2 separate regions of the Homo sapiens genome follow, and region 2 is linked to region 1. A link is a loop called in an ENCODE intact Hi-C map of the cell type or tissue named here. Cell type or tissue: ascending aorta. All regions are shown on one strand.

Evidence for each region. Peaks named below come from ENCODE experiments on the same cell type or tissue, not always from the same donor. Only the 100,000 strongest peaks of a DNase experiment are listed, where the experiment ranks them.
Region 2: it touches region 1 in a loop (13-fold over the local background); 7 of 110 quality-filtered maps call a loop at or near these places.

What each region holds. Positions count from the first base shown.
Region 1 is chr16:55,841,270-55,845,269 of GRCh38, reverse strand. No RefSeq gene overlaps it. Among named protein-coding and RNA genes, the nearest start is that of CES1, 10 kb to the right of the region's middle. In ascending aorta, a CTCF peak has its summit at 2,252 (motif pointing right); no DNase peak of the experiment used is centred here.
Region 2 is chr16:55,541,350-55,545,349 of GRCh38, reverse strand. All of the region lies in intron 8 of LPCAT2 (lysophosphatidylcholine acyltransferase 2), which reads right to left. Among named protein-coding and RNA genes, the nearest start is that of CAPNS2, 23 kb to the left of the region's middle. In ascending aorta, a CTCF peak has its summit at 1,679 (motif pointing right); no DNase peak of the experiment used is centred here.

The DNA of each region.
Region 1 (4,000 bases):
ACGGAGGGAACCTAAGTGAGATTAAAGTCTTAGGAGGCTCTCTCTGGAGAAATAGCATTTACATTAAGAAAGGACAAATCAAAGTTAGTCACAGGGTAGGGAGAATGTTAAATACCATCATTCAAAGGATGCACTCTTACTTTGTATAGCCACATAATCCATATTATATCCATATAATTCACCAGGGTAATTAGTTTTTCTTCGTGATTGCTTCAAGATTACATAAGATGCATACAATAGGAGGGTTTCTGAGATGCCAGTAACTCATCTGGGTGAGAGATCTCCAACTCAGTGCCCGAATCAGACCCCCTGAAGTGTTTTGTTTGGCCCACACAACGTTAAACATGTTTTGGAATTTGTTGCCAGCAAATTTTAAATTAGGAAAATTTCACATTAAATGCCATATTTCCAGCTTCTTCAGGAAACAACAATAACAAGAAAACCCAGAAGATACTGTTACCGAGCTGCATTCCCACATGATAACCAGCACTTCTGGCGGTCCATACAACCTTTTATGCAAATTACAAGGTGCCCCTTCCTCAAAACCTTCTACAGACATCTTCCATGAAACTGCCATGGATAAATATCTGCATTTATGATGCAAATGACACCTTCTCTAAAGTGTTACCCTTCTGCAGTGCACTACCTGTGCAACTGTCCTCAGCAAAGATAGAGTAATCTGCAGGAACTGAGAGGTGGCTGCCCCCTTTGCAGAGGCCTAAGTTCTCAACGTGCCACAGTCCACACCATACCCCTTTGTGCTGTGCCTGGTCTATTTTACTCACTGATATTACCCAACCTCTGAAGGTGTTTAAGTTTGGACCCTTGACCTCTCATTTCATAGTGAACCTCAGAGAGGTGAAACGATTCACCCAAGATCACTCAGCAAGTATGCAGTGTGAGCAAGTTAGCAGTAAGTCAAAACCAGGCCTTAAGGCTCTTGTCACTTCAGAGCAGGACTCTTACTGCCATGCAGCTACCTCTCTCATCAGATGGTCCAAAGCATTCGGTTGTCTCTGGATTAGGTGGTTGTGGGAGGGGTGGATCAGAGATGCTCTGGGCCACTTTATGGCTCTAGGCCGTGAAAGCAAGCTGGAAACTGAATTGCCTCTGCAGCTGCAGAAGACTAATTTCTATATTGATATTTGGAAAAACTAACAGCTAGAAAACACCACTCAACTCATTTTTAAAAATACGATCATATTAAATGACATTACACGCATCATTTATATATTGCTCGCAGTGCCAGCATCCTCAAATGTGTTTCTAATTTTGGTAGATATCTTGCTAGGGGGAGCACATTTCTAAGTTATCCAGATATAGGGCCCTCTTTCCTTCTCTTTCTGTCCACATGCAATCAGATGCTTTGTGGAGTTAAAGTTGACATTTATTTAAATGCCACTTTGTGTCTGTTTTTTTCCCCTTTAATTTAGAGTTTTCTATCTGGAATGTAAGTAAAATAATCACTTGGAGGGTTTTTCTAAAATACCAATGGCCAGGCCACTAGCCAGTCAATCGGAAGCAAAATCTCCTTGGATGGGACCTAGAAGTATTTTCAGTTTTCTGGCATTTTAATGAACACCCCGATTAAGAACCACTGGGTCTTAAGAGTGTGGCATATGTATTTTTCAAGTTCCTAGAGGCTCTCCAAAACAACAAAAAAATCTGCTTTATTTTCTGCCTGGTGTTGACGTGTCACAGTTTCTTTAGCCACTAGTCTTATCCTGGATATTTATGGTCATAATTTGATGAGCAACATTGGGAATGACTTCTTTTTTTTTGTTTTGTTTTGAGACAGAGTCTCACTCTTTCACCCAGGCTGGAGTGTAGTGGCGCGATCTCTGCCCACTGCAACCTCCACCCCAGTATTTTTACTTTTAAATATTATTTATGGCATCTAGATTTGCATAAGATGGACTGGGTCAACGGCCATGCCCTTTATAAGTCAATATTTTTGAGTTCTACAAATTCACTTTCCTAAAGCGCCAAATCACATCCTACTCACCAGCAAGACAGGTACACATCATTTTCACAATCACTTCTAATTTTCCACCATTGTAAAAAAAATAAAATATTTAACCACTTTCTTATTGTAAAATAAACAATTTACTTTTCCAGGACCCACTGCCTCCCCCTCCCCACTCTCCCCTTTTTTTTAAACAATCTTGAACCCTATCCATTAAATTAAATCAAAGCAAAACTTTAGGGACAAACTACGTCGGTCTTCACCTGTGAATTTCCTGATGTCCAGTAGAGGGCAGCATTATCACAAAGGAAAAACGCTTCCCTCTATTCTGAGGCTCCTGAGATGCTGGTGGTGTGACATCGCAGAACTTGGACTGACAATAAGACCATGCCAAATAGTTAAATTATATACAAGCCAATACAATATAGTGTTATCCATTCCATCTGTAACATTTGGAAAGAGGAAAAGGCAGAATCCACTCCCTGAAAAGTCTGACTGAAAAGACTAAACTCACTAGCAGAACAGAGGTTGGAGCCAGCAGTTTTTCCCTTTTCCACCTCCTGGACTTTCCCATTAAGTCTCCAGGAGCCTACCTCAGAGGGACATAAGGGATTTCCTCTCCTTGGACCAACTCAGTCCAGATTCCCCCAGGGCAGAGCTGCAGGGGAGGGTGGGAAGCGGGCTCAGGCCCTGCACCTGGGTAGCTGCCCCACCTGGTGCTGCCCCAGGTAGCGCATCTACAAGATGAGCCTCCCTTCCCCCAGCAGGGACAGATCCCACTCAGTCCTGCCCCGTATGCTCTGCTAAAAGTTCGTATTGAGAGTGTGCCTCATTATTCCCAAGGACGGGAAGGGCTGGGGAGAAAAAAACCTACCTTGCCGCTTGATTGTCTCAAAATACAAGGAAATTCATTGCAAAGAGCTCGCTGTGCTCCATGAATGGGGTGGAGCTCAAGTCTGAAATTAAAGGATGGGTAGGAAGGGGGATGGCCAGCCACAGCATGGCGGAAGTGTGACCCTGAGCAGTGGTGGCAAGGGGGCCAGCCCACGGGCAGCAGGGCTGGTGTTGGCAAGGTTGCTGGAGCACACTGTGGGTGCCTGGAGGACAGCTTTTCTACCTTGACCTTTAGGAAACAGACTTCTCTCTTTATCGGAAGATAATGCCATAAAATATCTATCTATCTATCTGTCTGTCTGTCTGTCTGTCTGTCTGTCTGTCTGTCTATCTACCTATCTACCTACCTACCTATTATCTATCATCTATCAATTATCTATGATCTATCTATTATCTATCTAATCTATTTATTTCATTTATTACATTTATTTATGTAATTGTGTTTCAAGCTCTATTCACCTCCTGAACTTTTCATATGAGAGAACAGAACTCTGGCTGATACCTTCGGTATTTTTAGAAGGATTGGTACACTTTGATTGTTATTTATCACTATATAAGTCCTCCATTAGTTTCACTGCATGCAACAATTGAGTTATAGAAGCACATTTCTGAAAATAAGTTATTCAATGGGAAAAATGGACTGTTGATGGCCAATTAGTAATATGAAGGCAAGGACAAACTTGTCCACCATCATGAGAGCTTGTTTGGTGGCCAGGCATTGACTTCATCAAGAGTCATCATTACTGCAGCCATTACATGAGCTTTGGGAAACTTCTTCCTTTTGACACTCAGATCTCTGGACAGAAATCATCTTATGTTGACATCTGGCAAGGCCCTTCCGATATTCTGTTGTAATTAGGTGGTTGGAGTTCCTGGGGTCAGCCCAGTTCTAGGAGTGGCAGAGGCAAAGAGCCTCCAGGAAACTTTGGCCTTGGGGTGGAGCTCAAAGGGGAGAGGTGCACTCCCCATGGGCATAAATGGGGGTTACCTACACCCCAACTTCTACAGGCATCCAATACCCCTAAACCCAGAGAGTCTTTTCTGTCTCTATTCTGATTGCATAGGTGCATGGTGGTGTCTTTCTTTCCAGGAGTTAACGTCTCCTTTTTCTGTTCTAAAACTAGTTATCGTCATTCTGTT
Region 2 (4,000 bases), 300 kb after region 1:
CTTTATGTGAAAACTTTTTTTTCTTTTCTCTTTGCCTTTCATCTTCTCTATCCATTCTAATGTCAACCATATTTTTACTATTTGTTTGAACTTTATGTTTTGTCATTTATTCTGCTTTTTAAAAAAACTCTTAGTATTGGCTTTACAGCTTTTTTGCTTAACACCATTTTTTGCTTTAGCATTTTTAATTCTACTTTTTCTCCACTTGATGTTCTGTGATGCCTCAATTGTATTGTTCTTGTTTTTATTTATGGTTTCCTGACATTAACAAGGTTTTAGTGCCATATTCAAGTTATTACGTATTTTTCAGCACCTACTATATACCAGGCAAGATTAATAGGACCCTATTTCCTGCTCTAAAGAAGATCAATATTTTAATAGTATAGAACAACACATTAATAACCCCATATGCTAAGTGTCATTACCCTTATTACCCCCAATTATAGATGGGGCTCAATAGCTTAATTAACTTACCTAAAGGCATGCAAGTCACATGGCCAGAATTCAGCCCAAGATTTGTCAGATTCAAAAAAAACCCTTATTTTCTCCACTAACCATCCTTCCTGGAGTATGAGAGCAAGAGGTAGGAAAGGATTAATTTTGTCAGGGGCCAGGGAAATGCAGCCAAAGAGGAAGGTGGTGCCTAGGGAGAGAGTGCACACAGGAAAGCTAATTCTGTTAAGGGTGCTCTATAGAAGAACTAATACTTGATGTTGGCTTTTTAAGAATAAGTGAGATTTTGCCAATAGTTACTGTTTATTGAATTATAACTACAAACCAGGCATCATGCTAGGTGTTTTACATACGTTATTTTATTTCATTAATTTTTCCCCCATAGTAGGTGCTCAGGCACTGCACTAAGCCCTACAAACATGACAGCAAAGTCCCTGCCCTCAAGAAGCTCTCCATTCAGTAGGGTAGAAATTTATGAAACAGTGAGCTAAATCCACCAATAAGAGTTACCATCCATTAAACATCTACTGTGTGCTGGGTATTTTATATTAGGGGCTTTATATGATTAACTCTCTAAACAATTCCTTGAGGTAAATCTTACCACTTCCATTTGATAAATAAAGAATGCAACTAGAAGTAGTTAAAAATACCATTTTTTTCCAAATGGACCTGTTTTCAAGTCTTGTCAATCATATTAAGAAAACTGTAAGCATTGGTATCTCAGAGGTGACATTTAAGCAAGGGAATGACATGACCAGGTCCAAGTTTTTAAGTGGTAACTTCAGCGGTAAGGAGTGTATGCACCAAAGAAGAGACTAAGAGCAGGGAGAATGTCTGGAAGCAGCTGCAATCATGGGAGAGATAATAAGACCTTGAGTAGAGGGAGTGAGGATGTGGAGGATGGCATGGATGCAAGTTGCCTTTTTAAGATAAAATGTATGGAATTATAGAATAATGTGCTACAGGATATTTACTTTTCACATTTATCTGATTATTTCCTCTCTAAGGGGGCAGCTGCAAGCTGCAGAAAGTGTTCTTGGACTGGGTTGCTGCTTGAGATCTGCCGTGTGATCCTGGAAAAGTCATTTAGCCTTTATGAGCCTCAGTGCCCTCTCCTGTCAAATGAAAAAATTTAACTAAACGATCTCTGAAGTCCTTCCCATTGGAATTCTGTGTGTGGCTCTCTATTTTGCATAGTTGTTTTTTAAGATAGAAAAATAAACTAAGCCACCAGAGGTCCCCACATCCTTATATATCTAGAATAACTATCTTGGCAAAGAAATATTTCTAAAAATTCCCTGCATCCTGATCTAGTAAAATTTCTTGTATTTGCTTAGTATAAAATCCAAGAAAAAAACAGTAAGTTGAAATTAATGTTCATAAAATCTCTAACAAAACAGTGTAAGAAATTAAAGTTTTTAATTGCCATATAATTCTTCATTTTTTAAAAAAGTCAAACAACCATTTGTAATACACTTGATTTAGGTCATAAAAGGTCATACTGAAAACCTTGAAAAATAAATTGCTGCTACACTGTTAACCAAACATAATACAATGAAATACAGGTTTGGTTTTATATTAGTGCAGGTAGTATTTTTCATAAAATGATTTTTAATAACTCTCATATTGGCGTGACATCTTATTCTTAAGGAATAAAGTTCCACTGAGAGTACAAAATAATTAAAATCCTAAATTTGACACCCATGGGCCTTGGAGGCCCCATTCCTCCTAAGAAGCAATTCAATGGAAATTCTAATAAAAAGTCACCTCTCCTAGAATAAGACCTTGCCCTCTATATCACATTTCCATTTTGTACAGTCATTCAAGGCTCACAGTATGAATGTATCCTTTATTTGGAAAGGAAAATCAATCAAAGAGAGGTGAACATGATTGCCACTATCTTTTATGGTTCCCAACAGACATCTATATACCCCAATGACTTCAAGCCCCCAAGTTTTCCTTTCTAACTTCATCTTCTCTCAGTATCCTCATTACTCACATTGATGACTCACTTGACATCTTGCCACAGATATTCTTCTAGACTCTACCTCAGCCATGGAAACAAACTTATGACTCTAATCTCTGCTAAGTTCTTCAGTTTCCCCTCATTATCCATTAGTGTTTATTTCTTCCCTAATCTGGTCTTGCATAGACCATGACAACCTAATGGTCACATCTGGATCAATCATCCCTCTTTATCCACTCCCTCTGGCAACATCTCCCTGACTATCTACACTGGACTTGGGAGTCGGATACTTCTGTATGACCTGTTACTTAGAATCTTTCACTTCTGCCATGCCCACAGTGCCAATCACACATCCTCAGCCACCTCTCCTGATCTTGCCTTCATATTCCTGTTAGGGACCACTGAGAGATGCTAAAAATGTTACATATGTTCCATGCTTTTCAAGTTGCAATTCCACTTTTACCTCACTCTTGTGAGGTACAAATGGTACTTCACTTTCAACTTTATAAAGAAGACAGCTTATGTGAATGTATTCCCTTCTATTGCACCTGAAATTGGCTTCACAGCTCCACTCCCCTCTCCTTTCAAATACAGTATTCTCTGTACCTTCCCCATACTTAACTTTGCACCATCCTGTCCCAGATGAGGAGGAGACTAAGCGACATGTTTCTCAGGTTAACATCTCATTTGTGCTTTTGGTCCCAGAGTCCCCCACTTCCTCTTGGTCCTTAGCATACAAGCAATATATAAAATTCTTCAGCCTACTATTTAAGACATCCATCAACCAAAGCCAGTCACTTACATAGATTCTCAGTATCACTAAAGCTAGTTTATTCATTTTTTCTTGACTACATCAAGCACATTCCTTTCTACTAAAAAAATGATGAGGAAGATTGAAGAATTATGACACTATAATCAATCTTTTATTTTTTCCTTGTAACAGAAAATAATTTTAAAAGGACAATCTTAACAAATGTGCAGTTCTAGTTCTTTGTGTAATTCTTCTTTTAAATCTTCGAAGAGAAAAAATGCAAAAGAAGGAAGATATTTTTAAACAATGCTTGCTGCTTCCTTCCCAAAAGAACAGAAACATCTAGATGAGACAGAAAGTAAAAGTTAGTGCTTATTGAACACTTACTATGTGCCAGCACATAAGTAACTTTATTACTCCTCAAAACTCTATAAATTTTCTGTCATTATCCCCATTTTTGTCAGTGAGAATGCAGGCTTAGAAAGGTTTAATTTTCTCAAGTACATACAGGTAGGTAGTAACAGGATTAGAACAAAAACTCTAGTTAATACCCTTTTTATTTCTCTATTAGTATTCACAAATTCCAGAATTTTACCAAGTTCCAGAAGAAATTAGCTTTGTTAGAACAAGTATATATGTAGGGTGTGTGTGTGTGTGTGTAGTTGTATGATTGAGGTTTTCTAAAAGGCTCATTTTAGATTAAAAACTACAAATAATTGTAGTGCATTTGGATACTTAAATAAACTATATAAATGTCTTTGAATCTTCCCTAAGTAATTAGCTCTCTAAAGATCTTAAAAGTGATATGTACATGTAGCTGTTGATCATAA